4 separate regions of the Mus musculus genome follow, and regions 2, 3 and 4 are each linked to region 1. Evidence: chromatin loops called from intact Hi-C (ENCODE). Cell type or tissue: heart. All regions are shown on one strand. Each heading gives the region's core, and the rest is flanking DNA. Links, peaks and the distances in the headings are about the cores only.

Region 1 (7,758 bases), core at 1,829-6,828:
CTCTGTAGGAAAGTGCCTAGGCGCACCACACCTGAGTCCGCAAGCCTTTAATAACCCTTCAGCAACAAAGCTGTATCCCTCACAACAGCAATGGCTGGACCATTATCCACGGATAATTAACTATGTCAGGACACTGAGGTCCTAACATGAGGTCCTCACAATTCCCCGCCATGGAGAGACGGGAAAGCAGTATTATAATGGATAGCTAACGTCTCCTAAGAAGACCGTTCCACTTGTGCAGTGTGGACACAAGCCAGGGCTGGATGCATCATCTGAAGTACTGTTGGTTCCTGGGGACACCGTCACCTGAAGGGCAAAGCTGTGTGAAGAAATACTTGAAGTTCTGAGATTCAGATCTTGAAACTGCATTCACAGTTCTGTGTATGTTCCTTTTCATTCTGTGACAAAGTCGGTGGCAAACATCTGTCACTGGAAAATCCATCACTTAATTCACCACACCTAAGGAGTCCAGAGTGGCCCTCTTGTAAAGCACTCCTCGTGTGCTCAGGTGATTGTCAAGAGCCCATTATTTTGCTTGTTTCAGATATCTCAGTCATTTTGAGACTCCCCAACAACACAAGGTGCTTCAACTCCTTAGTAACAAGCCTTTTTGATGCTTGAAGCCAAAAGCTCTGCTCCATTTATTAAGATGACTTCCTACTGTGTGGGGCTGGTTTCTACATCATAATTAAAATTGCACCTGAACAGGACCATCTGTGGCTGTGGACTAAGTTTTGTATAAAATGTATCTTTTCTTTTCTTTTTTTTTTTTCCTGGCACATGCCTCTAGAACATCATACATATATTGTGTGACACTTTAAAACAATGCTTAAATGAACTTTTACTCGAAAGAAGTCAGAAAAGAAGAGAGGAAGAACAGAAGGATGGAGGTTGGAAGGAAGGACAGTTAGACTATCATGTGATCTCTGCTGCACTCCAATGCAGCAGTAAGTACACAGCGCTATCATTTACCCAAAGAGCCGATGAACTATCCATGTCTGCGTTCTGTTCCTAGGATGCTGCCAGCTCGCAGCCACCCAGAGAGACACAGTTTGCTACTTCACTTTCCTCTTCCTTTTTGCAATCACACCAATTTTGGAAAAGACATTATTTATCCAAAAAGCTGCCAAGACGCTGGGTAAGAACAGATTTGGTTATAATGACTAGTTTATAAGTTAGTCTCACTCAACATTCTCCTCCTCCTCCTCCTCCTTTCTTTTTTCTCTTTGCACACACTGCACTCACTAGACATATATGCAGAGATTATAAACACTGATTACAGACATTTCTTCCACAGGATTTCTGACCTTATGGTCATTTTGCCATAGAATCGTGTGATTTTTTTTTTTTTTGCAATATTGGCTTACTTTAATGAAATGGTTCCTTTGGTACAGCTGGGGTTGTGATGCCAACCTGGCTCCATTCTAATTGCCTTTATGAAATATTTATGGTGAAACTTAACCATGCATGTGTAAAAACTGACTTTAGTGGTAGCCAGGGTTTGGGCTTACTATGTTATCTTTAGTAGAGAAAAGCAACCGTTTTGTTTTTTTTTCCTCTTGTCCAGATAAGCAAACACACACGTCTAACATTTCCCAAACCACACCTCTCTGAGCCCAGCAGTCTGGAGTAATTACGCTAAAATATCATGCTGGCCACAACCAGGTCAGGTATTTGTAAGTATTATTTATGCTAATCACACACCTATGTGATGCTGGATGGGGCGAGGAGGTTTCTGATACGGAGAGAGGACATCTCAGTGCTTTGGATTACAGCTTCCTCCACTCTCACAAGATGGCAGGGACTAAAGGGATTATGGCACCATGTGGGTACTGTCTCCGTGGACTTGTGACATTCTTCTCTGTGCAGGTTCTCAATCCAACAGAATATGTGTTTTGTCTGTGTGTCTGTGTGTGTGTGTGTGTGTGTGTGTCTGTGTGTTTTCTCTTGAAACTGGGGGGAAGTCCTGGGAGTGCGAATCCTGTCTTCCTTGCAGGGCTAAACAGGACCCCCTTCAAATATAGTGTGATGTTTCCCCCTCCACCACCCCCTCCCAGTCCCCATGGCTTTCTCCAGCTCTGTCATTGGCAGGCCCCACAGACAGAACGATTGGCTTTGCTAGTGAATTAGCAAATATCCAACTCTCACACCTGGTTAGCAAGAGCTCAAGCGAGCGCCTCCTCCATAAAGCCTAGGGCCTTGCTGGACAGCATTTCACCTCTGAGAGTGTCCTGCCAGGTCTTCTTAGCTTACTTCTGGAACCTAGGCACTGCAGTCTTAGGTGCCACGGCTACAGAAGCTAGGAGATGCATGGATGCAAGTCAAAATGCCCACAAACACGCAGGGACAAGACAGCAGCAGCCTGGCGAGCGGCTGTTCCTTTACACTGCCGAGGGCTCTCACCTGCCATCTACAACAGTGTATGTGCCGTGCACACCACTCAAATCCACACTTGGCTTTCTACGCACAGGCACACCTTCCTCACACCCTGCCTATTCTGCCACAGCCCGTTTCCAGTGCTGTTAGAAGACGCTGTGCTTAACACAGCTCCCAACTCTCAGAGGCCCCCTCAAAGCTTTTAAAGCTGGCATAACATGCAGAATGGCAAATGGAGAGCCAGCAGCAGAAAGATCATTTACAGTGACTATACAAACAAGCTAAATGAAAGACTTGTGTTCAGTCATTAAAAATAATAATGCTAAAGCCCCGAGGGCTGAAATGTAAAGCTTCAACTCGGTGTGAGGAAACAGAAGAGGGGTGGGCCTATTATCCCAACAAGATAACATGCTAATTTACTTAGGAGGCAATTTTAGAGTACGTTCACAGTGAAATCTCACTTTTATCAGATTATATGAAAAATAACAACCACAAATAAAATGCTCACTCAAGCCTGGGGCTTCTGTGAGATAGAAATCACTGTGTGGGAGGCCAGGGAGGGGTTGGTGGAGGGGCTGGCCCCGGGGATTGGAGCAAGCCCAGGTGAGGTAGAAAGTTATTTCCCTCACACTCTGCGGGGATGCCTAACATCATGACAACAGAGAGGAGGAAAGGTCTCTGGTCCTGCCTACCTGCAAGTTTCTGTAAAATAATGAATACAGACAGCTTGGGGACTGTCCACCTGCGCTACCTGCCTCTGCCTGCCTCCAAAGTGAAACCACCGGGGATTGGCAGAAGGCACTTGTCTGACAGGGCCAGGACAGCCTTTCTCCTCCACGACAGCCCGGGCCTACCCTCTTAAACTTGACCCACCGTAATTCCTTCACAATGCAGCAGCGAGGCAGCTGACAGTAGCAGCTGCAGTTCTAAGCGAGATGGATGGAATTTTCATAACTGGTTCCCCAAGTTACATTTTACCTTCAAGATAATTTATGAGCTGCTCTGAAGCCTTGAAGAGACAATATGCTTGCCATAAAATTAACTCTAACAGTCTTGTAGGTTATAATTAACACTGGGAGGGGAACGCCAACTGGACGAAACACATGGCGTAATTGATGGTGAAGCAGGGCGCAGAGGAGGCTGGCAGTGTGACTGCTGCTGCTGCTGCTGCTGCTGCTGCTGAGCACGAGTGTGAGAGCACATGCACACACGCACGCACACAAGTGCACATGCGCACACGCACACAGACACACACTCAGCACAACCCGGGCTTTTCTGAGGCTTCATCACAGTCACCTAGCAGGCCTCATGGCCAGGGACAGAAGAAGCCAGAGCTGAGCAGGGAGGTAGGGGGTTTGAAGCTCAACCCTGGGGCAAGTGGGTGGAGCCACAGAGCGGAAGGGGATGGGCAGCAATCCTGGAACTGTCAAGGAGCTGGGTGGTATACTGACAGCTCAGGCCAGGTCCCACAGGGGAGCCTTCCATGAAAAAAATGACTTCATTAAACAAACAAACAAACAAACAAACAAGCAATCATCTTTGGCAGTGAAGGATACACAAAAAATAGAGAATCAAGATTTCTAAAAAGGTTCTTCCAGGACTCAAGCTAGACACTCAGAACACCACAGAAGGAAGTCTTTTCTACAGTGTGGACATCTCAGGAGCCAACAAAGGTGATCAGTGAAACGTGGATGTTTATTAAATTACAAAGTCCAGGGGTGACAACAGAGGAGGCTAATCAGAAGTCATGCCAATCACTGCGGTTTTTCCTGACATGGCAAGCTGTTTCTGTCTGTGCCTGAATCCTGAACTGCCCGATCGACACTCATGCCTAACACTGGGACCAGTCAAATAATTTTAATGAGCAATTTTAAGGTGACTGGCCTATTTTCCTTCTCTGGTTTGGTTTGTTTTTGTCCTAGGACAAGATACTGGAGAGTTCTGATAAATGACGCAACAGTGCCCCCTGCAGGCCGTCTGTGCTGCACTCCGCCAACCTGGCACCTTCTGAACCAGAAGCCAGCTCAACTTTATCTATAACCTGGAATATTCATTACAGAGTAAATTTGTAAAATACACTGGGGACACCCCTGAGATAGAATAAAATGACTATTCTTCACGTGTAGTAAATTGTTTCCCAGATATAAACATACTGTTCCGCTGACGAGGAACCTGTGATAGAGCAGATAAATCGCTACCCTTTCACCTCAGGGCGCCTGCTCCACTCGGCCTTGATTAACACGGCCCCAAAATTACTTGACCTGGAGGCTGTACAGAGTCTTGGAGGCTCAACTTTGATGTTCTCTCATCTTCCTCCCCACTCTCCTGCCTCCTAAAAAGATTGCAATCAATACAAAAGAAACAACACAGCTATAAAAGGTGGAGACTTCCCGTTAGAAGACTAATGGTGGCGAGATTCATACGGCACGGGCTGCAGATGACTGCCTCGCCGAGAGATGCACTCAGAGCGGCACACACGGCGAGGTGTGCTCAGGTGGCAGAGGAAATAGGTATTTACACACACAATTGCTTATCCCCACACCGGGAAAGACCTGGAAGCACTGGACGTCCTGTACGGTGAGACCGAAGTCAACACACTGAGCCATGTGAGTAGCTGACAGAGCTTTGCCACTGTCCCACTGTGCTCCTAGCAGCGGAGCCAGGCATGCTAACTTAAGTTTCATCTCTACTACTGACTAGCAGTCAGCCTGGGCGACGTGCTCTGTATCCTGAGCTGCAGTCTCATCACAGAGAGCACTGAGCACTTCCAGTTGTTGTCAGCTGGTTCTAGTTCACTATCACTACCGGTGGCTCCACTCCAAGTTTTAAGGGAAAGGAGGGAGAAAGCCATGTCTATGATTGCCGCTCTCCGGGATCTTTTATCCAGGCTGGAAGATGTCACCTGCCTGGAGGGTCACGTGGCTCAAGACGCTGTATTTTAGGTAAAGTTGAATTGATCCAAAGTGTCTGTGAACTGCCTAGATTTTTACACCCAGTTGCTCAGAGAGCCTGGAGCCCAGACCTACATCTGTCATTTCTAGGTGCGAATACTTAGCCCAAGCCCAGAGAAGGACTAGCGCAGGTTGTTTCCTCTCTACACCTCACTCAGCACTAACGGGCCTCCATTATCAGTGTGGGGCTTCACATTTGGACACTCTGCCAAAGGAGAGGGCAGTGTGAAAGAGTGCATTCTTGACTTTGTTCTTTTGGTCCGTCCGGGCACTGTTCTATTGCTGTGAGAAGACAACTTGGCCAAGGAAATTAATTAATAAGAGAGAGCATTTAACTGGAGACTTGTTTATGGTTTCAGAGGGTGACTCCATGATCAACACGGCGGGAAGCATAGCAACAGGCAGGCAGACACAGTGCTGGTGCAGTAACTCAGAGCTGACGTTTGATCCTTCAGAAGAAGGCATAGAGACTGAGCCTGGCATGGGCTTTTGAAACGTCCTGATCTACCACACCTTCTCTAACAAGGCCACGCCCCCTAGAAGCCACACCCCCTAATCCTTCCTGAACAATCCACCAACTGGGAAGGAGACATTCAAACACATGAGCCTGTGAGGGCTGCTCGCATTCAAACTACCACCTGACCTATGATAAGGATGATTTTACAGAATACTCCGTGTGTGTCAGGTACTTGTCCTAGGTGTTTTATAATTACTTAAATCAACCCTATGAAACAGGTTCCACCATTATCCCTAGGCAGATTACAAAGGGGGAGAAGTGAGGTTCACAGGGAGTTAAGTAACTTGTCTACTTATGATTTTCAGTTGTACCTTCCCTAGAGTTATGGAAGTGGAGCCAAGAGTCAAACCTCAGAGTCTACACAGACAACCACTATGACATAATCATACAATTTGCTCTAGAAAAAAAACCTACTTTGCCCCACATTCAAAATTGAGAATGAGGAATCTCTTGCAAGATTCTATTCAAGGACCTACACCATACATGATTTTCTTTCCTTCTTACTTGTTCTCAAGGACACCCAGTTTATTTGCCCACGAGCAGCCAGCACAGTGTGGCAGAGGAAGGGCAATCCTCAGAGGACGACTTAACTGTGAGTCACTCGAGAGCACCTAAGCAGGATCCCCGTCTTTTCTCCCTGGGACCTGGATCTCCATGAAATCGTGACTCAATCTCTTTCTGAGTATTGGTTGTTCTGTGTTACATAACCCATTTCTAATCAAGGGTTACTCATCACTGTTGCCCCAGGGTCTAGGATAGTACCAGCTAGGAACTCAGTCAATATTTACACAACTGACAAGTGACTCACACCAGTCACAGCAACAATAACAACCATTGATAAAGGACAGCACACTGTCACCCATAATCCCCAACACCTATGACACAGGTGTGGATTTACAAGTGCTCTCTTAAGGCGGATTTCCCAGTACAACACCTTTCTTAAAGTGCAGGTTTTAAAAGCAGCAAATGTCTGGTAAATTGAGTTGGAGCCAGGGAGTAGCTAAGGGACAATGAGTGTGGAATCCCTAGGCTAGTGTTCCTGGGGACACCTGGTGTTCTCTGGAGGGGCTTTACAATGACAAAGGCAAGAGTCATCTATCACAAGTGACCATGTATGGGGAAGCTCAGGCAGGACAATTTGCTATCTTTAACCTGAATGGAATGGCATTGGTTCAGATGTGTTGAGCTTTGTTTACCTGGCTCTGTGCATTTTACAGGCACACTATGCAGTTGCCTGGGGGAAACAGTACCTGCCACCCTCCTCTGCCCCCCATGAGAAGAGAACCTCTGTAAGGAGGCTGCTCTTCAGTTATGGTCCCTGATGTGTTTCCAAAGCCTGGAGCAGGGCTTGGAAAACAGCAGCCCCCCCCAGGAAATATTTGCTGAATAAGTAAATGAGTGAATAACTATTTTCTCAAAAAAGTTAAGAAGTATTGTCTAGAAGACCAGCCAACAGCTCATTACAATCAGTAGCCTGGCAGAGCTCCAACTCACTGGCCCACGTGTTGATTTTATAAGTAAGATGTGCAGAAGCCAACTGGCTTCTGTCCCCATAAAGCTGTTCAAATGATAGTAACAATGGCAGGAATAAAAACACCACTGCCCACCTGAAGATCAGCTGCTGCATCCTGGACAGAAGTTAACATAGTTCTTTATTCAGTCAGTCCTTGCTCTATTTTTATATAACGCTCTAATCCCTACACATTTATGAGGAGGTTTTATGGAGTTATCAGGTTTTATGGAGTAATCTGGTTCAGAGACACAAAGGACGTCGCTCCTTTCCTAAGGGTGGCAGATAGCAGAGGCAGCAATTCCTAAAGAGAAGTACAGATATACTAAAGAAAAAACAAAACCAAGAATGAGACCACCACCACCACCACCACAGCACCATCACCACCACCATCACCAACCAAT
Region 2 (7,758 bases), core at 1,810-6,809, 270 kb before region 1:
AGAGGGGAAGAGAGAACGAGAGAGTAAAGAGATTTAAAAGAGAGGAGTCAGACTAGGAAAAGTGAAGAGAGCAGAAAGGTGAGCAAAAGCAACCGTGAGAAACAGAAAGAGCAAAAAGAACCGCAGTTTCCCAGCGTCCAGGACTGCGAAGGAGCCTCGGGAGCGGAAGCGGCCAGGGGTGGGGTGAGGGGGGACGCAGCGAGGGGAGGGGAGAGGACAGGACAGGAGGAGAGTGTAAACTAGAGGAGGGCGAAGGAAGCGAGGCGCGACACAGCTCCCGGAGAGGAGGGCAGAACTGAGCGCCTAGCGCAGAGCGGCTCGCCCGGCCTAGAGGAGGGAGTGCTGCGCAGAGAGGAGGGGCTTGAGGCCCCGTAGAAATGTCAATCAGAGCCCGGAGCCCAGGGAATCTCGGCCAATCTGTTCGGACCTGACCTGACTCCTCGCTGCCGCCGCTGCCGCCGCCGCCGCCCGCCGCGGAGCAGATCAATAGGCGAACGCGGAGCGCGACGCAGCGCGGCCCGGGCTCGGCCCAGCCCCCGATGCGCTCCGGAGCCGGGGTCCGGAGCTGAGCACGGCGGCTCGGGGGTCCGGGCCCCCAGTCCGTAGGTGCGCCGCGGGCCACCATGTCCTTCCCCCAGCTCGGATACCAGTACATCCGCCCTCTCTACCCACCCGAACGCCCGGGAGCTGCGGGCGGCGGTGGAGGCGGCAGTAGCGCTGGGGGCCGGAGCGGTCCCGGCGCCGGAGCCTCCGAGTTGGCCGCCTCTGGGTCCCTATCCAATGTGCTTTCATCAGTGTACGGGGCACCCTACGCCGCTGCCGCAGCTGCCGCCGCCGCCGCTCAGGGTTACGGCGCCTTCCTGCCCTACGCCACGGAGCTGCCCATCTTCCCACAGCTGGTAAGAGCCAGAGAAACCCGGGAGAGAGGGGTTGGAGTTGGGGTGTGGGGCAAGGTGAGCGTGCAGAAGAAAGCTGGGGTCCCGGCGGGAGGATAAAGGTGGGGACGGCAGGAGCTCACTCGCGCTCCCTGCGCGCGTGTCCCCTTCCTTTTCCATGTGCGTACAGGGCGCTCAGTATGAGCTGAAGGACAGCCCTGGCGTCCAGCATCCGGCCACGGCCGCCGCGTTCCCGCACCCGCACCCCGCCTTCTACCCCTATGGCCAGTACCAGTTCGGGGACCCGTCCCGTCCCAAGAACGCCACCCGGGAAAGCACGAGCACGCTCAAGGCCTGGCTCAACGAGCACCGCAAGAACCCGTACCCCACCAAGGGCGAGAAGATCATGTTGGCCATCATCACCAAGATGACCCTCACCCAGGTGTCCACCTGGTTCGCCAACGCGCGCCGGCGCCTCAAGAAGGAGAACAAGATGACGTGGGCTCCCCGTAGTCGCACGGACGAGGAGGGCAATGCTTATGGGAGCGAGCGGGAGGAGGAGGACGAAGAGGAAGACGAGGAAGAGAGCAAACGCGAGCTGGAGATGGAGGAGGAGGAGCTCGCAGGAGAGGAGGAGGACACGGGGGGCGAGGGGCTGGCCGACGACGACGAGGATGAGGAGATCGATTTGGAAAACTTAGACAGCGCGGCAGCCGGGTCGGAGCTGACCCTGGCTGGGGCGGCGCACAGGAACGGCGACTTCGGCCTGGGACCCATTTCGGACTGCAAAACTAGCGACTCGGACGACAGCTCCGAAGGCTTGGAGGACCGACCACTGTCGGTCCTGAGCCTGGCCCCACCGCCACCGCCCGTGGCCAGGGCTCCTGCATCTCCACCTTCTCCACCCTCCAGCCTGGATCCCTGCGCTCCGGCCCCGGCGCCCTCCTCCGCCCTCCAGAAGCCCAAGATCTGGTCACTGGCCGAGACGGCCACCAGCCCGGACAACCCACGCCGCTCGCCTCCCGGAGCCGGAGGTTCGCCTCCCGGCGCAGCCGTTGCGCCCCCGACGCTGCAGCTCTCGCCCGCGGCCGCTGCAGCGGCTGCAGCGGCACACAGACTCGTGTCGGCGCCGCTTGGCAAATTCCCCGCTTGGACCAACAGGCCTTTCCCAGGGCCGCCGGCCGGTCCGCGGCCGCACCCGCTGTCCATGCTGGGCTCGGCCCCACAGCACCTGCTGGGACTTCCCGGAGCCGCAGGTCATCCCGCTGCGGCCGCAGCCGCCTATGCTCGGCCTGCCGAGCCGGAGAGTGGAACAGGTGACAAGAAAAATGTAGGGGCACAGTGGGAGGGTGTTGGTGGGGCTCTCGCCTAGACTAAAGGGAAAGAACGGGGCTTTGGGGGTGTGTGGGACGCCGGTGTTTTCCTCTTTGCTCGCAGGCGGGTGCAGCTGCCCTGGAGGCCTGGAGCCTGTGTTTTAAAGGCCTCCTTTTTCTTCCCTCTGTTTCCTACAGATCGCTGTAGTGCCTTGGAAGTGGAGAAAAAGTTACTCAAGACAGCTTTCCAGCCGGTGCCAAGGCGGTAAGAGACTCCGAATTTGGGAAGCATAGTGGGAGACCCTTCGGGAGGAATAAGAAAAACACAGAGCCAGTGGCGGGAGCCCTTTGCCCCCTGGGAAGGTAGCAAAGTAGCTGGCAAACTATTGCTAAAGGACCCAAAAAATCCACTCTTCTGTCACTTCTTGTGGACCCATAGACACGGTTCCATTCTCGGCTGGAGCACCTCAGGCCTGTGGTACAGAGCTAGGGGAAGTCTGGCCCTTACAAGAGGCCTGTGGCGCAGAAGGCCTCTGCGTAATGTCCACTTCCTTCCAAGCCCGGTCTTGACTTCTGATCTCTTTAGCTCAGCTTTTAGTTAATACTCCCACAGCTAAACACCGGCTTTATAGGGGATCCCCTATCTAAGCAGTCTCCCCAACTCTAAAGCTCACTGTCTCTGCTTCCGTTCTCTTCCAGGCCACAGAACCATCTGGACGCTGCTCTGGTCTTATCAGCTCTCTCCTCGTCTTAACTTTTCAACCATTTTTAAATCGTTGTACTAATTGTAAAAAACAAAACAAAACAAAATCGCTCTGTATAGTGACGAGTTGCAAGCATGTCTGTGTATGATTACCTTAAAAGAAACACTAAACAACAACAACAACAACAACAACAACAGGAAAGGACAAAAGAAAGAAAGAAAGCCAGTCCCCCCACCTTGGCCCTCCCCCAAGTCACCCCACATTTAGATTGTGAGGTTCCTTCGTTGTGTTGATTTCGGGGGGGGGGGGAGTGGGGTTACGGAGAGAACAAGCCTGTCTGACTCTTTTTGTATATACGGGAAAATGTACATACGTGTGAACCAAATTGTACAAGAAAGTATCTATTTTTTGGCTAAATAAATGAGCTGTTGCCACTTTTGACTATAACCGGCAGGTCTGCCACATGGACCGGTTTGCTGCATGGTTCTTTGGTGTTTTTGGTGTTTCTTCCCCCCCACCCCCGGCCGTTGTTTAAAGAATCTACAGGAAAAGATGAGCTGGGTCTGAGGACAGCAATGGCAGAAGTCGTTCGGGCTTAGGTAGCCAGGCTTAGAAGCCTCTCCAAGAAGGGGTGATGAGAGTCGCTGGGCGACCGAGAAAAAAGGGCAAAGACCAAGGAGAAAATGATGTTGGTTCCTTACTAGGAGCTGGAAAACTAGGCTCTGCCCACGGGTCCACAGGAGTAACCATGGAGCCTTGGGGCCTCCTCTGATGACTTAGCAGAAAGACTTAGGGAAGCTTCCAGGAGTTCAGGGCGTGGGCTGGGAGACTCGCCCTCCCTGCTCCCTTCTGACTGCGCTCAACTGAAGTTTCTCAGCCTGGAGTATAGGGGCTGTCTTTAAACGCTCAATGCCTAGGCCTTTCTCGCCGTGGTTCCCTCTCCAACGGCTCCTTATAGGTGCAAAGGGCGTGGGGGATCTGCGTGAGAAGCCGGGGTGTTCACGTTTCCCGCTTGGTGGCGTGTGACCGCGCTGGTGTTGGAAATCCAAGGCCGAAGCCAGGCGGCGTTTGGTCCCTAGGTGCTTATGAGTACTTTTAGAAATCACGCGTGGGTTCGGGGTACAGCCCGGGAACCTTTGGAGCTGGGATCGTGTCAGAAGTCGGGTGAGCCGGGGGACCGTTAAGAGAGGGGCGAAGGTGGCGGGTGGGTGGGGGGTGGACGCCACAGTGGGGAAACCTGGGGCTTGAGCTCCCTCTACAGGACGAAGGGGACGGTCGGCGCCAGACCTTCCCGGCCTCTGCAGCCCTCCTGGTCCCTTGCCTGCCTGGACACTGCCTGCCTGGCTTGCCCAACTTTGATTCTAAGAAGTGGAGAATCACATTCAGAGTAGTGACGCCTTGGATGGGGTTCGAAGTGGGGGCGCCTTTGAGGCCCTCCTGTCTGGCCCTTTGGAATTTCCGGGATAGCCATGCACTGTGCATCTGAGCTGCAGAGCAGGGCTCTCGTGAGCAAGGTCTTGCACACTGTTGGAAGGTAGAAAGAGCTAGTGCTTACAACCTGGATCAGCTTCCAGTCTGGATCCAGCACAGTCAACATTGTGGATCTGTATGCGAGGGCCGCCGCAGTGTACGGGTCCACGAGATGAGGACACAGCTGCCAGAGCCACGGGCGACCTGGGACTCTGTTGTATGAAGACCGGTGCCCACATAACGAAAGTCCTCAGAATGGAGACCACTAGCAAAGAAAAGGACAGTGACAGCGGGGGGTTGGGGGGACGGGGACGGACTGATATTCAAGCAAACACTTCCTTTCTCTGTTTGCAAAGGTGTTTCAGGGGTTCAAGGTCTTTCACAGTTGAAGCATTGACGCTCCATCTTCTTAGGTCATACATGTGAAGTCAGTACCACAGAACAAGGGTCAAGGCTCTGGTTAGTGCCATGAGTATCTGTACAAGGGCATCTTAGTTCCTACCTCCTGGGCTTAGCCCTGACCCACACTGACTATCCATTTACTTCCCAGGAAGCCAAGGGCAGAGAATTCACTTCCTCGGGTTCTTTTTCACCAGCCGCCTGCTTCACAAGGTGAGGATGAGAGAGGGGGGTCTGCCCGTGCTCATTCTTAAGTAGGGGTGTCCAGCCATTTGCAGAGGCTTAAACTAAATATCCTCAGTTCCCAGGGGTACCTGCCGCTCCCCTTCCCATTGTCCAGAAATGTGAGACCTTTCCTTTAGGTGGCTCAAGAGACCCTGAAACCAGCTTTACCAAGGAAAACAGGAAACTACCCAGGGGAAAAATGATGTTGGTAGGCACAGTCTTCTGGGAGGAGGTCCCCAGAGAGAGGGACTTCATCAGTGGGAGAGAGATGGGTGGACATAGGGTCTCTCTCCAGTGAAGCTTCCGGAACTGCCCAGACTGTCTATCTTGAAAGTACAGCAATAGGAGGAGGCATGGGGGAGCCAGCCCCACCCTGGGCATATCTCATACAGTGTGTGCTTCAGACACCACCGTTCCCAAGTTGACCTCAGTATACCAACTCAACCAAAGCAAAACAGAATCTCCCAGGTTCCCAGCAAAAGAGGAAAGGGTCCCAAGAAGTCCCTCCATTCCTTAATATTGATTCCTAAAATGGAGAAGGAAAGTTAGAAGACGTGGTGGGGGGGGGGTGAGAAGTAGTGTACGTCTTGTCCCTGCTGCTGCTCCAATCAGAGGTGAAATATGTCAGCTCGACACTAGGAAGTGCCTTTGCTGTCCGGCTGGTTACTCAGAGCCATCCAAAGTATGTGTGGGATCCACTAGGTTGGAGACACTGCTTTCCCCAATATCTTCACAGAACTGGGAAGGGACAGTGCCTGCCAAGGCCAGAGAGCCCAAGGAGAATAAAATTACCTTCCAGGTGTCCACTGACACATTAATATTTTCTAACTAAATTGTCTTCTGGGAGTACGGGGACTTCAGGCAACAAGAAATTCAATTCAACCCCAAGGTGACAGGAAGGACCAAGGGTTAGTACATGACACACCACTTACTTGCTTCATGCCAGGAGTGAAGAGGGGACAAATCCCACCTACTAGAGAGTATTCTCTGGGCACATGGAGGACAGGGAGACCCAAAGGCACGTCTGTCCCTGGCCCATCTGTCTTGGGGAAAGGTAGCCAGAGAGATGGATGCCTGGGTAAGAACTGTGTGTCAGATATCTTCTGGTTTGAGTTTATTAGGAGGTTTTGCCAGGACTCTCTTTGGGACTGACTCTCTTCCAAAAACATTGTCTTCTTCCTAGAATTCTAGGTTGCATGTGCCCCTGTGGAGCAAAAATGGACAACTACAAGTCTGTAAAACTTGTGCCTGTGCTTGAAGGTAACTCTGAGTGGAGACAAGTCTCATATTTCTTAGGTCTCACTTTGAGCATCCAGGAAAGGTGGATTTGACAGACTTAGCCACACTTTCTTGCAAATCCATCAATGGTTAGGATTGGGTCTAAAAAAAAAGAAGAATGAGCCCAAAGATAATTATGGGGTAAGGGGTCCTCATATACCACCAGATATTCTTTCCTGATCTGAATTGGCCACTCTCATCTGATCCACCCATGTAGCTTAAGCACATTTTAAAAATGTCTACCTGTTGTGTGATTGTTCCCAGGAACAACCTCAGGACCCTCAGAAGGAAGGTGAGGTCTCTGGACAACAGAGAGAAAGAAAGAAAGAAAGAAAGAAAGAAAGAAAGAAAGAAAGAAAGAAAGAAAGAAAGAAAGAAAGAAAGAAAGAAAGAAAGAAAGAAAGAAAGAAAGAAAGAAGGGAGGGAGGGAGGGAGGGAGGGAGGGAGGGAGGGAGGGAGGGAGGGAGGGAGGGAGGGAGGGAGGGAGGGAGGGAGGAAGGAAGGAAGGAAGGAGGAAGGAAGGAAGGAAGGAAGGAAGGAAGGAAGGAAGGAAGGAAGGAAGGAACTCTAAAGTAGGGAGCAGTAGAGAAAGGTTTCTCCTGGGATACCTGACAATGTCCTCAGAGGAGTAAAGAAAACACAACCAGAGGAATAGAACTGTCCCCTCAGCCACAGAGACCAGAATCACTGAGCAAGGTCTTTTTTTGGACACAAGAAGAATGAGTCAGGTAAACCTGTGTCACTGCCTCCAGATGCTCCTCTGAATCGTGGTGGAGGCTGCTTCGTATTGGGTGTGACTAAGAGGCCGGTAGTTAGTGATGAAGCTAAGAGACGATGGAGATGAGGTGACATCTCTCAGCAGTTACCTTCTCCCAGAAGCCACAGCTTGTTGAAGGAAATAGGAAACCAGACTGCTAAGTGGACCACCTTTGCCTTTAAAGGCTTTTGGTGTTAGGAAGAAGGCATAAGGATGAGAGTTAACCAACAGGAAATGAACTACATGAGCTTCAGATAAAACAAGAGTGGGTCTTAGGGCAATATTGCATGAAGTCTTTTTCCTCTAAGTTGGCAAAGAGGAGGCCCATCCAAGGAGGGTGTGGCTTTAAAACGCTAGAAAACTGGGACTTTTCCCTTATAGATGCTGATGCCAAGAGAAGGCGACAAGGTGGTCACAGCGTAAAACGTGTAGTTTGGGCCTAGAAATTACAGCCACCACTGTGATGTCTTCCAAGGACAAAAACAAATCCATTTAGTTATTGTGCTTAGTTACCCCTCCCTGCCCCAGCCCCTAGCCAGGGAATTGGAGAAGAGAGAGAGAGAGAGAGAGAGAGAGAGAGAGAGAGAGAGAGAGAGAGAGAGAGAGAGAGAGAGAGAGAACCCATGTATGTGCCTCACGTCACAGAGCAGGACAAAGACAAAGGTAGGGTCAACTCTGACTCCTGGCCTGTAGCCGAGCCTGCCCTGGCCTGGCCATGGAGGCTGTGATGTCATGTC
Region 3 (7,758 bases), core at 1,097-6,096, 150 kb after region 1:
TTGGGGATTCTAAATAAACTTTACTACAAAAGAGCTGGGAGAACAAAAGGTTTGAGAACTTCTAAAGAAAATATATTAATAGCTGCCTTCACATACACACACACACACACACACACACACACACACATATGCATAGGCACACATACAAAGCACATGCACACATGTGCACACACATAGCATCACTCTGTAGACAGAAGATGAAATGGACTTCTTGGGACTTCTTGTATAATTTGTTAGAGCCCCATGCCCTACTAATTTGCATGTCTAATTTACTCAGAACCTCTCTTCCTCCTCCTCCTCGCTGGCAAGCAACCACAAATTCCACTGTGATTTCACAACCCTCACTTAAGCAAACGGCAAGGCTGTGGCAGAGTGGAGCTCCTCCAGCCTGGCAAACAGGCTAAGAGCTCAACTCCCAGGCTTTCCCTCCCAGGGTCCTTTTCAAACCCTAAATCCACAAAACACTGCATTAGTTTGCTCAAAGCAAATAGTTAATTTGTCCTTTCACTAGAAATCAAAAGGGCAAAGTCACAGAGCCGGGCTTCTGCTTCAGCCCCACGCTGACCCTCCACCATCCCCCTCTCCCCAGCAAGTGGCTGTCAGAGCCACGCAGAATCAACAGATCAATCAATCCATAACAAATATTTATACTGCCTACATGAAAAACAGGGGAAAAGAAAACTAACAATGCGGGTAATAAAATAAAAACGCCTTAGTCAACAGTGCTCTAAGAAGTCTGAACAAAGGAGAGAAGAACCTTGTGCCAAGGTGATGAGAAGAAGAAAGCAGAAAACAGCTCGCCAGGTAATAAGGGCGGCAGAGCTAAAAAGTCAGTAATCAAAGCAGCCGATCAAGCGTCGGTGATTAGACCTCTGGCTAACAGTCGGCTTCAGCAGGGGAGAGCGGGAGATAAGGCGAGGATGATAGACTGTGCCCTGATTATGGAAGGTCCAGAGAGTCTGGCTGAGTAGTCTGGATTCCATCCTGAATGTAATAAGCAGCCACAAAAGGCTTTTGAGAAGGACAGGAACACAGTGAAGGCATAATTTTGGTGAGAGAGAGAGAGAGAGAGAGAGAGAGAGAGAGAGAGAGAGAGAGAGAGAGAGAGAGTGTTTAATTTGCTGCCCTGTGTTTTAACTCTATTTATAATATGGTTCAGTTCAAAGGAACCAAGACTGGAGGTCGGAGGGCCAGATAAGGAAGATGACTGAGAAAGCCCAGGGAGGCAGGAGCTGGGCCTGAACCAGGGGGTGGAGACTAAATTGTAGCATCTAGAGCTCCAGGAGCCAGAGAGGACCATAATGAACACAGTGCCACAGTGGTAGTGGGAGTTAACAGCACTGACCACATACTTAAACAGTACCTGCTTAGCTATTTGCTGTGCTGGGAAAGAAACAAAAAACTGGTTTGAGTCAATTTGTAGCCAAGGCTCCGGAGAAGTGTTAGGCCTCACCAGGCTCCTGGCCTGATCTACGAGACTCAGAAAGAAAATCAGCACCAGGAACCTTGGGCTTTTTCTGCAGACAAAGTAGTTGTCCCAACACTGGATTTCCAGCACAAGGCCAGAAAGGTCACAAACTCATTCCACTTAAACATCAGTTGTCACGGTGGCACCTTCCTTTTTCCTGGCTGTCTCTGGCTTCACCTATAGCTGTCTGTCCTTACAAACGGACCATTCTAACCATGGCTTCCTGATCCTCTCCTGCCCACATGTGGCAGATGTGGGACTCCTTGACAGGCTAGCCCGTAACACTGCTTCGGAAGCCACTACAGCTTAGCTTTGAGCCCAGTTCTCTGCTCCTCAGGAGGATGCTATACAGAAACAACCTCTCGTCACTGCTTCCTGCAACCAAACCCATACACACACCATAGGTAGACATGGATGTGAACAGAGGCAGAAGCGTCAAAGTGCCAGGTGTTTAAAGTGAGCTAGAACTCACAAAGAAAGCCCTGCTCCAAGCAAATGTACTTAATCTCAGCACTCAGGAGGCGGAGGCAGGCGGAGGCAGGCGGATCTTTGTGAGTCTGAGGCCAACCAACCTAGTCTACAGTCAGTCAGGGCTACACTGAGAAACTCTTGTCTAGAAAAAACAAATAACATATAATATACATGTATGTCCTCCAAGCATGAGTGGCAAAGTCCAAGAGAACTTAACTTGTAACAACCTTTTGTAACAACCGCCCCTTTAAGATCTCTACAATTCATCTTGGCGTCAACACCGGAAGCTCCTTAGGCGTCCTGGGTGATTATAACCACACCTTACATTTATTTGGGGCTAGGAAAATAAATACAAGCAGAGGTATTTTAAAGAGTTCCCATTTATTTTTCAGCAGACACAGGAGAGCAGAGGGCGTTATGCCAACTGTAGGAAATGAGAGAATCAAAGCAAAGATACGGTATACAGGCTGCCTATGGTCACGGAGGATAAGCTAATGGCCCAACTAAAGTATTTCTTGCTTTCAACTTATTTCTAGCCTGTTTGGTCTTCTGTCAGTTAATTCTGATCATGCTCTGTAAATGATAAAATTGTTGGCATAGAAATAGTAGGAGCCTAGAAGGACTTGTAAAACCAGAAAGAATTAAATGGAGCCTAACTTACAGCCATGGAAAATATTAAAATTCCATGTGTAACTTTTCTTCTCCATTTTAACCCAAGATGTGGTGCCTATGCAGGCACCACTGTTGTAAACACCACTGTTTACACCACCAGTGTGTAAACACCACTGTTTACACTTGCACACTTCCAACACACAGGCCTCCGAGTACCGAATGTCATCCAATGCAGGCGGCTACTCATTTATTTTTCTATCACTCTACAAGGTAGAAAATTAACAGTGTTGTGTTTACAAACCTTCACTGAGCCCTTACATAAAAGCTCGGACATGTTTGTATTACATGCTGCTCCGGTGTGAAGACGCTCGGAAGCAAGTTAATATAAACCTATCCTGAGCAAATGTGCGGGAGGTAGCCCTGTTAGACCCGGGTTAAGCTTTGACCTTCCCAGCTTTTTCTGAGAATGTACAATCCATCACGTACAAAAACACAGCGGAGGTGTGAGGTGTTGGTAAGTACCCCTGTTAGTGAGAAATTCTGCTAATTATTACACCAAATAAGCAGAGTTAACAGGCCATGGCCACAGCGGGGCATGTTTCAGGGCATTAAATAGCCACACAGGGTGGAGAGGAATATATTACACTGTGCCCATTACCAATAAAATAATTTCCCTGACACCCAGAAAGCCAGTCAGCTGGAGCAACCCAAGTGGCCTGTGGCTCAGCTGACAGAGCACAGAGCTGCAGTGCCACCCAGTGGCCTTCCTACTTGAAAGTACAGCCTTCAGGATAACTCGGGGACTCTGGCTGCAATTTGGAATTAGGATAAAGAGGCCAAAAGAAACCACACTTGGAGGGCTGGGCTGGAGGTAGCTCAGTGGTAGAAAGCGGGTTGAGAATATATGAGAGTCTGAATGAAATCTTCTGGACAAGAATGAATGAATGAGCCAACAATCACATTGTAAAGGTTCCTTAAACTAAACGTGTGGTTTTAAAGTACATATATGTGTTATCTCCTGTTTTCTCTATCCCACCCTTCCTAAGTATATATATCTCAAAACAAAATCCAAAATTAGACTAAATTAAATTAAAGGCAAAAGTAATTAGCCATTTTTCAGATACATGTCTTATTCTTCTAAGAAGTTTCTAGCAGAAAAGCCCCCTTAAAATGAAATGTTCCAAGGAAGGAGGAACATTAGCAGAGGACAGTGTGGTTGTGACAACACAGAGCAGATGGTTCACAGTCCATCCTACAAATAGAAAAAGCAGATCATCTGAAATAATGAAAATGGCTTTTTAAATGAGGAAGATTTAGTTATCCATAAAGTTATAGCAATGTAGGATCATGTGACTTCAGAGAACTGCTTTTCTAGTTTCCATAGTACTGACTCCTAAAGTGGCACTGGGTAGGTATACATTATCAATGCAGGGTAGTCATCACAAGTACTAGGCCAGTATAGAGACCGCACCAGGACAATGCCCTTCTGCTGCTAAAGCTTCACAAGAGATCTGCTCTGCATTACTACGACCAGACAGAAGAGAGACCCAGGAGAAAGCAGAGGCAGGCATGCAGGTATGTTGTAGGAGAGAAGTAGAGAGAAGCGGAGACAGGGAGCATGGGCCCCACTACAGGAAGAGCGTGGACCACAATCTAGGCAGATAATGAACAAAAGGAGGAGAATATAAACAGACAAGCCAAAGGGGTCATTAGGGATCAGAGCAGAGAGAAGGCTAAGTCATGGACCTTCTGGTTTCAGTGCTCACGTCTTACAGTTTCTGCTTCTGAAGCGTACATGTCAGTACAGCCACCGAATCATTCAGTCATCCACCAGGCCTAACTCTTCCCTCCTTTCTCTTCCTATGTCTTGGCAGCCATTATCTCCTACCTCCATTGGCTTACCTGTTCTACACATGGAAGTAATCGTGTAATGTGTGATAGCAACCTTGGCCTCCTCACGCATGAACACACATGCGTACATGCCTACATGTACACAAATGGAGAAAGAAAAACAGAGACAAAACCACACAAGACACTGTTCCTCTCTGGCACGGAATTCACCAGACCAAGCCCCTGTGTTATTAAATGCAGTGTGATTCCTGTTCTTAGGTTTCACCGGAGCAAATATTTTATCAGAAAATAAAGGAATAAAAGAGAGGAATGTAAGGGAGCAAAATATCTAAAGGCTCAGAATGCAAAATGTGACCGCGAGCCACCAGCAGGGCCGCTGAAGGCCTTTGTTGGCAAACCACACCCTGAGGCCTTTGAAGGCCCACTCACCAGCAGGATAAACAGATTAAATTTCGCCCACATTTCCCATTAACACTTCTTTACAATTTAAGAAAGTGAGCAGTTTTTTAAAACATTTTACTTTAAAACTTATTTGGCCTGGAAAACCCCTTAATGATTTTCTTAGAAACTCCAAATCAACACTCTGGAGCCCTAGAGCAACCTCTCTTGGAAATTAGAAAACACTTACAAATTATTATCCAATGTAGTCACTTTTTTGTGTGTGTGTGCATAAAATAAGTGTCATCTTTGGAAGCTGCTGTAAGACTGCATTTCACAAACCCCCAATGGGACAGTTGTGCAGTTTCAGTTCAGAGTCTGGAGACAAGGCTTTTCTCACTTCTCCATCTCTAGACTCCTGAGGAACATGCGGAGGACGAACGGCAGCTCCTGCTCGCTCTCCTCCTTCCCGCCCAGCTCTGGCCAGAGGAGTGGGAACAGATGTGTTGAGTGCCACAGCCAGAGCTGGCCCATAAAAACGCTCCTACACACGGCCCTGCCTGCTCTCCCTCCCCGCTGGCTTCAGCGGAGATAACCTGAGGTGACCTCTGCAGCCTTCTGTGGAGCCCGCCAAGGTTCCTACTGACAGAATGCATGAAGCCAAGTATCCCTCGCTACTACATAAGCAAGAAATCAAAACTACATTTAAGACGTCATGCAGAATCTTCACGTAGTTTTTGTTACAACAGACACCTCCCTAAACTCGTAACACAAACCCGCAGGACTAGCCATAGCTCCTAAAGCATTTCACACGCATGGCCATGCTTGACATGGCTTAACGACTATGTTTCCTCTTCTTCTAATTTTGTGCAATTGCTAATTGCTGCTAGAAATGGCGAGTAAAGACTGGTTACGCACAAAGCTTTGTTCTAAACAGTTTATCCAAATCAACACACTGGAGCCTTAGAGCAACCTCAATGCCGCTACCATAGTTTTGTTCACTTGATAAGACAGGAAAAGGAAGGAACAGAGAAATTCAGCAACTTGCCTTAAGTTACATAATTAGAAAGCAGCAAAGCCAGTACTCAGATCCACGTACCCCCGCCCTGGCATCTAGGCATTTAACCAGTGTGCTTTCATTGACAGTAAAAGCTTCAATTCCAACAGCATGTTCTCTCTCTCTCCCTCTCCCTCTCATGTGCACACACATACACACACACACACACACACTTCCCTCCTTCTTTTGCTCCCTCCCTCCCTTGCTCCCTCTAACATACACATAGTAAGGTAATCCCACTCCCTCATGTTTGACACACACATGCTCACAGCCAACATTAAAGAGAACTTCAGTAACCCAGGGCAGTTGTGGTTTGCTCTGAAACCTGACTTCTAAACAGCCATCAACTGCATATGTCAGCCCCGAGAGCCAGTGGAACAACACACTTGCTTTCATGAAAATGGTCCTGAAAACAGCTAATATGTTAGTCTTGACTGTCCCAAAGAAGTGAGGATTAACTTTATTGTGGGTTAAATTAGTTGAACTCCAAAAGAGTAAAAAAAGACAAGGACAATAAACAGTCCCATTGTCTCAGGCCCCTGGAAGCCAAGGGTGATGAGACCAAATGCAACTTGAGAAGGAGTCTGAGCCTGAGCATTTTTCAGATTCCAAGTAAAGAAACAAGGCAAGCTTTGACATGGACAAGATACCCGAGACCACAAGCAGCAGCCCCGAGTGTAGTCCGTTTCAGACAACTCTAGAACCACCCCTAAATGACTGCTGAGGAGCCCAGCGGAGGCTAGTTTTCCCACACTGCACCATTCATCACTCCGACCAGGCACCAACTGGCTAGGCTAAGAAATAACCATCGTACCTCCTCCCTCCAAAAGAGCCCTGAGCACTGCTGCAGTGCTAGGCGCTGGCCTAGGAACGCTGGGTTGATTAGCTTTTAACTACGAAAGGTTCAAAACTTGTGTCCTGTCTGGCACCAAACAAAGAACACGGGCACGTGCGCAAAAAGGCAAATTCATGTGGCTCCTTCTGAGGGTAACCATATGAAAGAAGGACGAAAGAATGTCAAATACCCAGAGCATTTCAGAAAAGACATGAAATGAGCTCTGGTGTTACAGGGTGGAAGGGAATCCCGCATGCTGGCTGGCGGCATCCATTCTTCACTGAGCTTCTGTCTAGGCAGGGGCAGCCTGTGTGCCTGGCCCCGAGCTGGATACTGGGGATGATATAAAGGCAGCTGTCGCCAACATCACCGCGCAGCAGTGAGCATCACCAAAGCTCAGTTGAGCATTTACTGTGTCAGCCCCCTTGGCCTGCAGTAATTCCTGAGATTCCCCACTCCAACCCAGCACAAACCACAGACACGGGAGGAAACAGAAGAACTTACAGCAGTAGACAGGCAAAACTTTATTTTTTTTAAAAACATAAAACTACTATTTTTAGATAATTTCTGGGGACTCTTTCTATACTCAGAAGAATGAACAATTTACATCAATTGGTACTGAATTATCCCAGCTATCCTCAGAACAAGGTCTGTAACTGTTATGAAGCCTGACTTCCATGTTCAATACGTCATGTCACAAAAACCACAAATAAATTACTCCCCTTGATAGAAAGTGAAAATTGAAGAGTCCCATGGACTTAATGGCAGTGTTTTAAAAAAAAAGACGTACTTTCCCTTTTTAAAAAAGACAATCACCAAAAGAAGCTGCTACAAAAAAAAAAAAAAAAAAAGAAAGAAAGAAAGAAAGAAAAAAGAAAAAAAAGAAAAGCCTGGGTCCTAAGGCAGATTACAAAGTTTAAAGAAGGCTGACCAGAGGAAGGGTCAATGTGAAACTGCTGATAACACAGCTCTCAACATTGCCAAAATCAGTCTCCACATTCGCTCAGAACAAAAGAGTTGGACTGCCATCTTTAAGGTCAGATTAAGGTGACGGGCTGGATTAAGCCATCCATCAGGTAAAATAAA
Region 4 (7,758 bases), core at 1,172-6,171, 430 kb before region 1:
TGCGCCTTTAGGGAGATAGTTCTTATCTGACCCATAACAGCCTCAGTAGGCAAAATTTACCATCTTTAAAATGTGAGTCCTTCGGCCCACCCTTGACACACTGGACCACAATCTCTGCATTTTGAATAGATTTTAGCATTGAAAGCCTTGCATGTGAGCTTGCAGATAATTCTGTATCCAGAGAAAAATTATTTCTAGCCCTTGACTAGTTTCTCACGAGTACTTGGTATTTGATGAGTTATTGACCAGATGAGTTTATCATGTCTGGTGGTAGCTGAGGGATTTTCATGTTCATTTGGCCCCAGGAGATGAAGACCCATCAGATGCTCCCTGCTACAGGTCCTGGATACTCTGGTGCTATGCCTGGTTTCCAAAAGGAGGGGACCACAGTCTTCTGTGGAAATTTCATTTCCCCTACTGCTCCTCCAGCCTCCTGGGGCCACCTACTGTCACCCAACCTCTGAATGCACTCCTTGTCTCATTGATAGCACTCAACACACCACTTTCAAGCTCAAGGTCAGGGTCATTTCTACAATCTCTCGTGGCCATACTGTGCTTAACAGAGCCCCGAGGTTGCAGGCAGTGGCCTGCTGGACTTCCAGTCTAGCAGTTCCTTCTACATTATTGATCCTTTTTTTTTTCTCTTCTGAGCATCACTTTTCCCTTGGGCCAAAGGACTTTGAACCCTGGCTTTTAAGGCCACTCTCCCACTGTTTACGTAGACTCTTTCCTCTAGATTCAGTCTATGCCCACTTCTCCCCCTTCTCCTGAGATCTGCCGTACTTAGCGAATTTAATCTCATAAGAACTGACTCTGACAGTACTTTATTACAATAAAAAGAGCAGCTGACTGGAGACTCAAGCGTGCTCACCTGTCATTTGGGGATGGGCAGCAAGGTTGGCTGAGTTGTAGTCAACTTCTTTGCCATCTTAGTTTTGCTTCATAAACATTCTTTCCGCTCTATGAAGCTGCTTTTAAAATATTAAGGCTTTTTGGACTGTGTTCAAATGAAAATTAAATGGCTAAGTGGATATATTCAGTGATAGCTGATGTCTGTATAGAGTGCTTTCTCTGTCCCCGCACCTCCCTCTTCCTTCTTTCTGACCGGATCTGGCCATTTTATATAATTCTGACTGGGCTCAAGTTTTTAGTCCTCTTGAGTGCCAGGATCATAGGCTACACCATTCTGCCTGACTCTGGTGGAACCTTTTCTAATACCAAGAAGGATCATGGGCATCGTGTGCACAGTAATTCCATGGAGCCATCAAGCATGCTATGGACACCCATACCACAAGCTGGTATTAATCCTGTGTCCATTCTACAGATGAGACTAATCGAGGGAACACTGAAGCACACTGCTCTGGGTTAAATAGCTAAGAAGGACAAAGTTTAGATTTGAACGCTAGGCCTCTGGCTCATGAGGCAGCTATAGAAATGTTCTGATTGCCGGTTTCTGGCATAACCTTTGTTCCTATTTCCTTCCTTACACGGGAGATATGCCTACAGGCAGAGACACAAACAAAACTATCCTTGTTGAAAGGGAGGCCAGACCAGTTGGACTAGCCAGGACTGAAAACTTCTTAGCCCAGTTTCCCAGGAATGATGAGAGACTGCAGCCGCCCCTCCCTAGCTCTGTGCCTGGGTTCCACAGACGCCCTCCAGCACCCAAGTGGCTACCTGCTTCAGCTCAGGCCCTAAATTGGCCATACTCGCCTGGGTCCAAGGAGCCTTCTTTTCTCTCTGTGTGGTGGTTGGACAGATATCACCAGCAGATGAAAGCGGGGGGTCCAACAAAGGGAAAATGAAATTTCCCTTGAGCTATTTGCCCCGGCTGACTCACCCGAACCTCCCTTCCCAGGATGAAGAAGAGTTCTGATGCTCTGATGTTGAGAGCATCAAAGGCTGATCCCCTCGGCTGAGTAGTGACACTTGGAGGCTCAGCAGCCAGGCCTCCAGAACACCACTCCCCCTGCTGCTGAAGCCAGACCCTTTGAATGTCCCCCGCGTCATTGACTACCACCTCTGCCCGGACTTACCTGGCCTGCCTCCTGCTCCTCTTCACCTGTCTCTGATGCCACCGTCTGACAGAGACAGCACCTCTAGAGCCCTGCTCTGAACCTGCCTCAGAGTTCAAAGGTCATGGAAGGAGTGCCCCAGCAAACACCGGCCAGCTTCTCTTTCCAGTGATGCGTCCAGAAAAAGGTCGTTCCCAGTAGCTACATCTTGTCTTCCTAATTTCAGTGCCAGCCATGTTCACTGCTGATATTTCATCCATCCAAAATAAATAAATAAATAAATAAATAATAAAAAAATTTAAAAAGCAAAAAGATCCAGATAGAGATGGATGAACCACACACAGCAGAGATGCTCACAGCATTAAGATTCTGTGGATGAGCTCATGTGTCTGGTGCTAACGCAGACTCCAGTCTTTATGTGGCCCTGTCACACACACACACACACACACACACCCCGCACCCTCCTCACGGCAGGATCGCCATCACCTTTCTCTCTCAGAGACTTTTTAAAGCATCTCTCTGAATTAAACATAAATTCTGAGCTGCTTGCAGCGTTTCTCTTAAAACACAAGGGCCTCGAGCTGGTGGTGAGTAGAATTCAAACCCTGCTTCCGAGCTAAACGGAACGCTGAGAGATGGCTGGGAACCCGTTTAGACAGGAGCAGTGGCTGGGTGAGATGAGGGGCCTCTCTTTGAGATTTGGAGAAGACAAACATGTGCTTTCCTCCTTTCCCTTTGTTTTTAGAAATTAGGATAGCTTTTCAACACATTGCCCTCTGCTACTCGGAGTGAACGGTCGGAGCACGGCTTTTATTCCCAGCTCACTAAGTCAAGTAAATAGAAGCTTACAGCATGGAACGAGGAGTGATAAGCAATTCCCACTGCTGCGAGTTCTTAATATATAAATTCATCCCGCAGCACTTGAGTAGCAACTGGCAAAGCCAGAAACAATGGAAAGCCGCCAGGCCCGGCTCCGACGAGGTCAACCATCAAGGTTATCTATACGCAATTACTGGTATCTACAAACTTGCATAGCTGTCAGCTGGTCAGAGCCCAGATGAAAACTCACCATGCGCTCGGAAAGCAAATATAGTTTCTGAGGAGAGCCTCAAATTAGCTCCGTGAATGACTTGGCTTCCAGCGTGCACCAGCCGGCCCGCCTTTGGGGAACATTTCTGCAGACAGTTCTTCAGTGTCTAAATTTGGGCATTATCTTACAAATCTCTGTTCCCGAAGTAGGAAAGAACTGGAATTGCTCCTTAACCCTCAGCGACGATAAATTATATCACTTAACAATAGATAAACTCGGGACACTTTTCCTGTGCGGAGCGCCTATTGTGAAGCACTTTCTAATCGGCGGCATCTCCTCTCCCCGGTCGGCCCCACTAAAGACCTGTCGGTGGGGAAGAGACACAATAATTTGTTTTCTAGCTCCTCCTTCAGTGCCATCCATCATGTGAGGACACAAGGCTGCTCGGCAGCAGATATGGATCTGCTTCCGCTGGAGTTCCTCTTCCCATCGGACTCTGCCAAGGGGTCGTGTTTTCAGAGCCGTGCTGTGCTTCCAGAGCCTGGAAATGAGGCCCCTGCCCTCCCTGGCCGGCGTGGAGACAGGAGAAAGGGCAAGTCATGCTGTTGTGCTAAAGGAGGCTTCTGGGGGCAACCCCGCATCCTCCAGCGTCTGCCCCATAGGTCCGTGTGCTAACGGTTTCACCCCCTAGGGGGCGATGTTAGGAGGTGGTGGGATCAGTAAAAGATGAGGCCTGCTGGAGAGCTGCCTAGTCATTAGAGAGAAGGAATTGTGAGACCCTGGCATCTTGTCTCTTTCCTGTTTTTGGTGGAGTTTTGTTTTGTTTTGTTTTGTTTTGTTTTGTTTTGTTTTGTTTTGTTTTGTTTTGTATTTAGTTTTGTTTGCTGCTTCCTGGCCAATGAGGTGGGCAGTTTGTCTCACTGAGAGAGAGTTCTGGCTATGATATGCCTCAGACAGTCACTGAAAACTCACAACTATGAGCCCCAACAACGCTTTTTCATCTAAACGTTCATTGTGCTTGTTCTTTGGGTAGTGAAGGGGAACTAACTGGCCGCCACCACAGCCCTAACCATGGTCTTTGCTGGCAGCTATCTTCCCACCAGGACCTTCCAGGGCCCCCACAGAGACGTTCTTTGTATGAGGGGGGGTTAATCAAGGCCCCAGTGATTTTCAGATTATCTGCAAGAGGCCACACATTGGAAGTAGATTAAGAATCAGCTGCCTTTGATCTTGTCCGTGGACCATTTGAACTGTGACTCCATTTCCACTCTGTCCCTCTCACCTTTTTGGTCATCTTTTGCTGACATCTCTCCTCCAGTCCTGCTCAAGCCTTGAACGTTAGCTGTGGGTTCACTCTCCCTGAACTACAAAATTAAGGACTGTGACACATCTACAGTATAACCTTCACATTAATCTGCCTAGGTTTTATGTCTTAGGGTTTTACTGCTGTGAACAGACACCATGACCAAGGCAAGTCTTATAAAGGGCACCATTTAATTAGGGTTGGCTTATAGGTTCAGAGGTTTAGTCCATTATTATCAAGGTAGGAGCATCGCAGCATCCAGGCAGGCATGGTGTAGGCAGAGCTAAGAGCTCTACATCTTCATCTGAAGGCTGCTAGTGTAAGGCTGGCTTCCAGGCAGCTAGGATGAGGGTCTTAAGCACACATCCACAGTGACACACCTACTCCAACAAGGCCACACCTCCTAATAGTGCCACTCCCTGGGCCAAGCATATACAAACCACCACGCTTTGGGATGGAGGTTTGGTAATGGTTTTCTTCATACGAAATGATTTTACATGGGGCCACAGAGCGAGGAAAAGGCCAGAGGGAGCCATGTCTGTTCCAGCTCTCAATCAGGGCAGCTCGGGCTTCTGGGCCCAGGTAGATGGGGATTTCATCTATGTATGTACAACTGTAAAGGTTGCCCGCTGCACAAGATCACACCTGAGAAATGACATTTACGTCACTGCTTTTAGAGACTTCTATATTTATGATGACAGTTTTCTGGCAAACGACAACTGGAACCCTTAGATCTGCAGGCTCTGCCATCTCCAGACTCAACCAACCAGGATGAAAAAAGAAATTCATTTTCACAAAGTTCCAAAGAGCAAATCTTGGCACTGCCTGATGCTGGGCACTCTGTATGAACGGCAAGCCTTACTCAGGCTGCTGCTGCCTGCTGCCTGCCTTCCCCAGTCCAATGCCTCAGTCTCCATCGAGCACCGTTTGCATTTGCATCGTGCACGTGTAGTGGACTGAGCAGCGACATTTTTCTCACTATTACTCCCTAAGTGATGTGAGACAATTGTCATTTCCACAGCATCAGTGCTGCATTGAGGCTAACCAGTAACTTAGAGCTGATGAAAAGCACCAAAAAAAAGATGCAGTTATACAGATATTGTGCCAAATTACTGAAGGGACTTGACTAAGCACCTTCAGATTTTGACCCAGGGCGGGTTCTGGAACCATTTTTCACAGATAACAAGGAATGGCTGTAATGAGTTTCAAAAGTGCAAAGGGTGTACTGAGAAAGGGAGCTTTTATTTCAGTCAGCAAAAAGATACTAAGTGGGCAGGGACTGCCCTGCAAAGGACCCCACTCCTTCCACTGATACCTGCATAGCTACACTATAGATTGCCTTCCACGTATCAGGGAGGGTGGTCATGATCGGATGAGCTGTTCATGAATTTCTCTTCTCCTGCTGGATCTCTTTGTGCATCTTTGTATCCCAGTACAGAGCCCAGCATCCAGCTTTGGTTGGATGGATGGATGGATGGATGGATGGATGGATGGATGGATGGATGGATAGATGGATAGATGCATGGATGCATGGATGGATGGGTGGGTGGATGATAGATAGATAGATAGATAGATAGATAGATAGATAGATAGATAGATACTGCATTCTTCAATGGCTACCTCAGCTTTTAGTATGTAGCAGGTTAAAACCAAATGTACCAATAAGCCAAGCCAACTCAATCCGTATTTAGGCAAAACAGATTCGCTATACAGAAGGTGCCTCCTGACCAGCAGGCACACTTTCTCTCCCACAGCCCAGCCCTGAGCGTTTGAGGAAGAATAGTGTGCTTTGCTGCAGGTTTCAGGGGTCAGTGGGGAAGAAGCTGCTGCAACCAATCGACAGGGACAGTTTGGGTGGGGGAGGGAGGGGAGCTGTTCTCTCTTCGGTCTTGGGATATACTCCATGTCCTTGCCATCGCCATCGGAAGTGCTGGCAAACGCAAGAGAAATAGTTCAGCAGTGGGAAGATCAGGGACTCTGTGAGAGTCCACAGGGGAAATTTCAGAAATTTCAGGATAACCCTCCCTTAGTCAGTAGAAGAATCGGCCTCCTCTGCCTTCCTCCTCAGAAAAGACCAAGGCCTGGCATTTCCTTCCTTTGCTTCCTTGGGATCCTCCCCAGTCCAGCTGCTTTTACAAGGGGTCAGAAAGTGTTCTGATGACCTCAAAGAGCAAAACCACCCACTGCCACCCCACGTTAGAATGCATGACTGGTCATGTCTGAGTATGTGTTTGTACAAATGTATCGGACCAGGACACATGTGTTGAACTCTGAGCAGGTATGTAGCTCTATGATAGGGACATGGGAGTGTGCACCTAGGTCTGGCCTTCCAAGTCACCACCCAACTGAAATATTAGTATTTTTAATGAACAAAGGTTTTTTTTTTTTTTTTTTTTTTTTTTTTTTACAAATCATTTGGCCATGGAACCAAAGACATAGGCATAGAGAGAAGAAGGGAAGGGAGGAAGGCTGGTCCAAATCCCAAATCTCTCTAGAGTAAGAAAAGACAGCAGAACAATGGAAGTGAAGCCACATGCTTAGAATCCCAGCGTTCAGAGGTTTAGGGGGAGACACCCAAGAACATTCTGGGCCACACAGGGAAACCCTGTCAAAGGAGGGCGTGGAGGAGTCAGGGGAAAGAAAAGGAAAGAAAACAGCATCAGGACCATCCATGAGAAGAGTTCATGCTCTGCCAAGGACAGCTCACTTTCTCCCACAGGCCATACACTTGCTGTGTGCTGCTGCTCTCTGGATTTTATCAACTTAACCCTCATCACAGCCCTCTGGGCCAGATGCTGATGCCAATGCAGAAGGGGCAGAGCAGGAATACACACACCAAAATGGCTGTTGACTCTAAGTGACTTCTTCCTAGCAGCAGCAGCATTTCAGTGCTGCTGAAAATGATGCTCTCAGGCTGGGGAGGTTGGGCATGGAGAGGACATTATCATGATAATGAAATGAAATGGCATCGGTTGCAGTCATAGAAATGGCGGTGGCTAATGACATTTGTGTTGATTGGAGTATTAGTATTGGTTGGTTACAATGACAGTTTTGGAGACAGCAGTGGCAACTGAGATGCAGTAGTAATATTGCTGGGGTGGTGGTGATGCTCTTGCTAATGCAGAGATGGTGGCGCTAATAGAATCTTGTCGTAGTGCTGGTGGTGATGGTGACGGTAGTGATGGTACTGGTGATGATGATAATGTTGCTACTGGTAGAAATGCTGATGCTGGTAATGGTGGCAGAGGCAGGAATGGTGGTGGTGGTGACAATGGCTGTCATTATGGTAATAGTTGTGGTAGTAATGTTGATGATGATAATGGTATTTATGGTTGTGATACCAGTAATAGCAAAGATAGTGGTGTCAATGGTGGACAAGGTAGTGATATCGGTGGTGGTGGTGGTGGTAA

Evidence for each region. Peaks named below come from ENCODE experiments on the same cell type or tissue, not always from the same donor. Only the 100,000 strongest peaks of a DNase experiment are listed, where the experiment ranks them.
Region 2: it touches region 1 in a loop (6-fold over the local background); 23 of 42 quality-filtered maps call a loop at or near these places.
Region 3: it touches region 1 in a loop (3-fold over the local background); 7 of 42 quality-filtered maps call a loop at or near these places.
Region 4: it touches region 1 in a loop (2.5-fold over the local background); 3 of 42 quality-filtered maps call a loop at or near these places.

The regions. Positions count from the first base shown.
Region 1 is chr8:91,528,757-91,536,514 of GRCm38, reverse strand. All of the region lies in intron 8 of Fto (fat mass and obesity associated), which reads right to left. Among named protein-coding and RNA genes, the nearest start is that of 4831440D22Rik, 65 kb to the right of the region's middle. In heart, for the core only: a CTCF peak has its summit at 4,356 (motif pointing left); no DNase peak of the experiment used is centred there; H3K27ac peaks cover 669 bases.
Region 2 is chr8:91,794,106-91,801,863 of GRCm38, reverse strand. Irx3 (Iroquois related homeobox 3) reads left to right here and starts at 210. Exons shown (of 4, transcript NM_008393.3): 1 at 210-899; 2 at 1,066-2,191; 3 at 2,387-2,453; 4 at 2,888-3,353. The coding sequence starts at 624. The coding sequence ends at 2,942. Gm39222 (a long non-coding RNA gene) reads left to right here and starts at 4,121. Exons shown (of 3, transcript XR_879088.2): 1 at 4,121-4,821; 2 at 4,913-4,974; 3 at 6,170-6,290. In heart, for the core only: CTCF peaks have their summits at 3,957 and 4,160 (motif pointing left); a DNase peak (open chromatin) is centred at 3,963; H3K4me3 peaks cover 2,177 bases; H3K27ac peaks cover 1,932 bases; H3K27me3 peaks cover 3,554 bases.
Region 3 is chr8:91,374,500-91,382,257 of GRCm38, reverse strand. All of the region lies in intron 1 of Fto (fat mass and obesity associated), which reads right to left. Among named protein-coding and RNA genes, the nearest start is that of Fto, 65 kb to the right of the region's middle. In heart, for the core only: CTCF peaks have their summits at 1,714 and 3,307 (motif pointing left); DNase peaks (open chromatin) are centred at 3,287 and 5,357; H3K4me3 peaks cover 904 bases; H3K27ac peaks cover 2,486 bases.
Region 4 is chr8:91,962,944-91,970,701 of GRCm38, reverse strand. No RefSeq gene overlaps it. Among named protein-coding and RNA genes, the nearest start is that of Gm36670, 25 kb to the left of the region's middle. RefSeq lists an enhancer at 2,399-4,371. In heart, for the core only: CTCF peaks have their summits at 3,520 and 3,724; DNase peaks (open chromatin) are centred at 3,101 and 3,581; H3K4me3 peaks cover 1,246 bases; H3K27ac peaks cover 2,882 bases; H3K27me3 peaks cover 2,489 bases.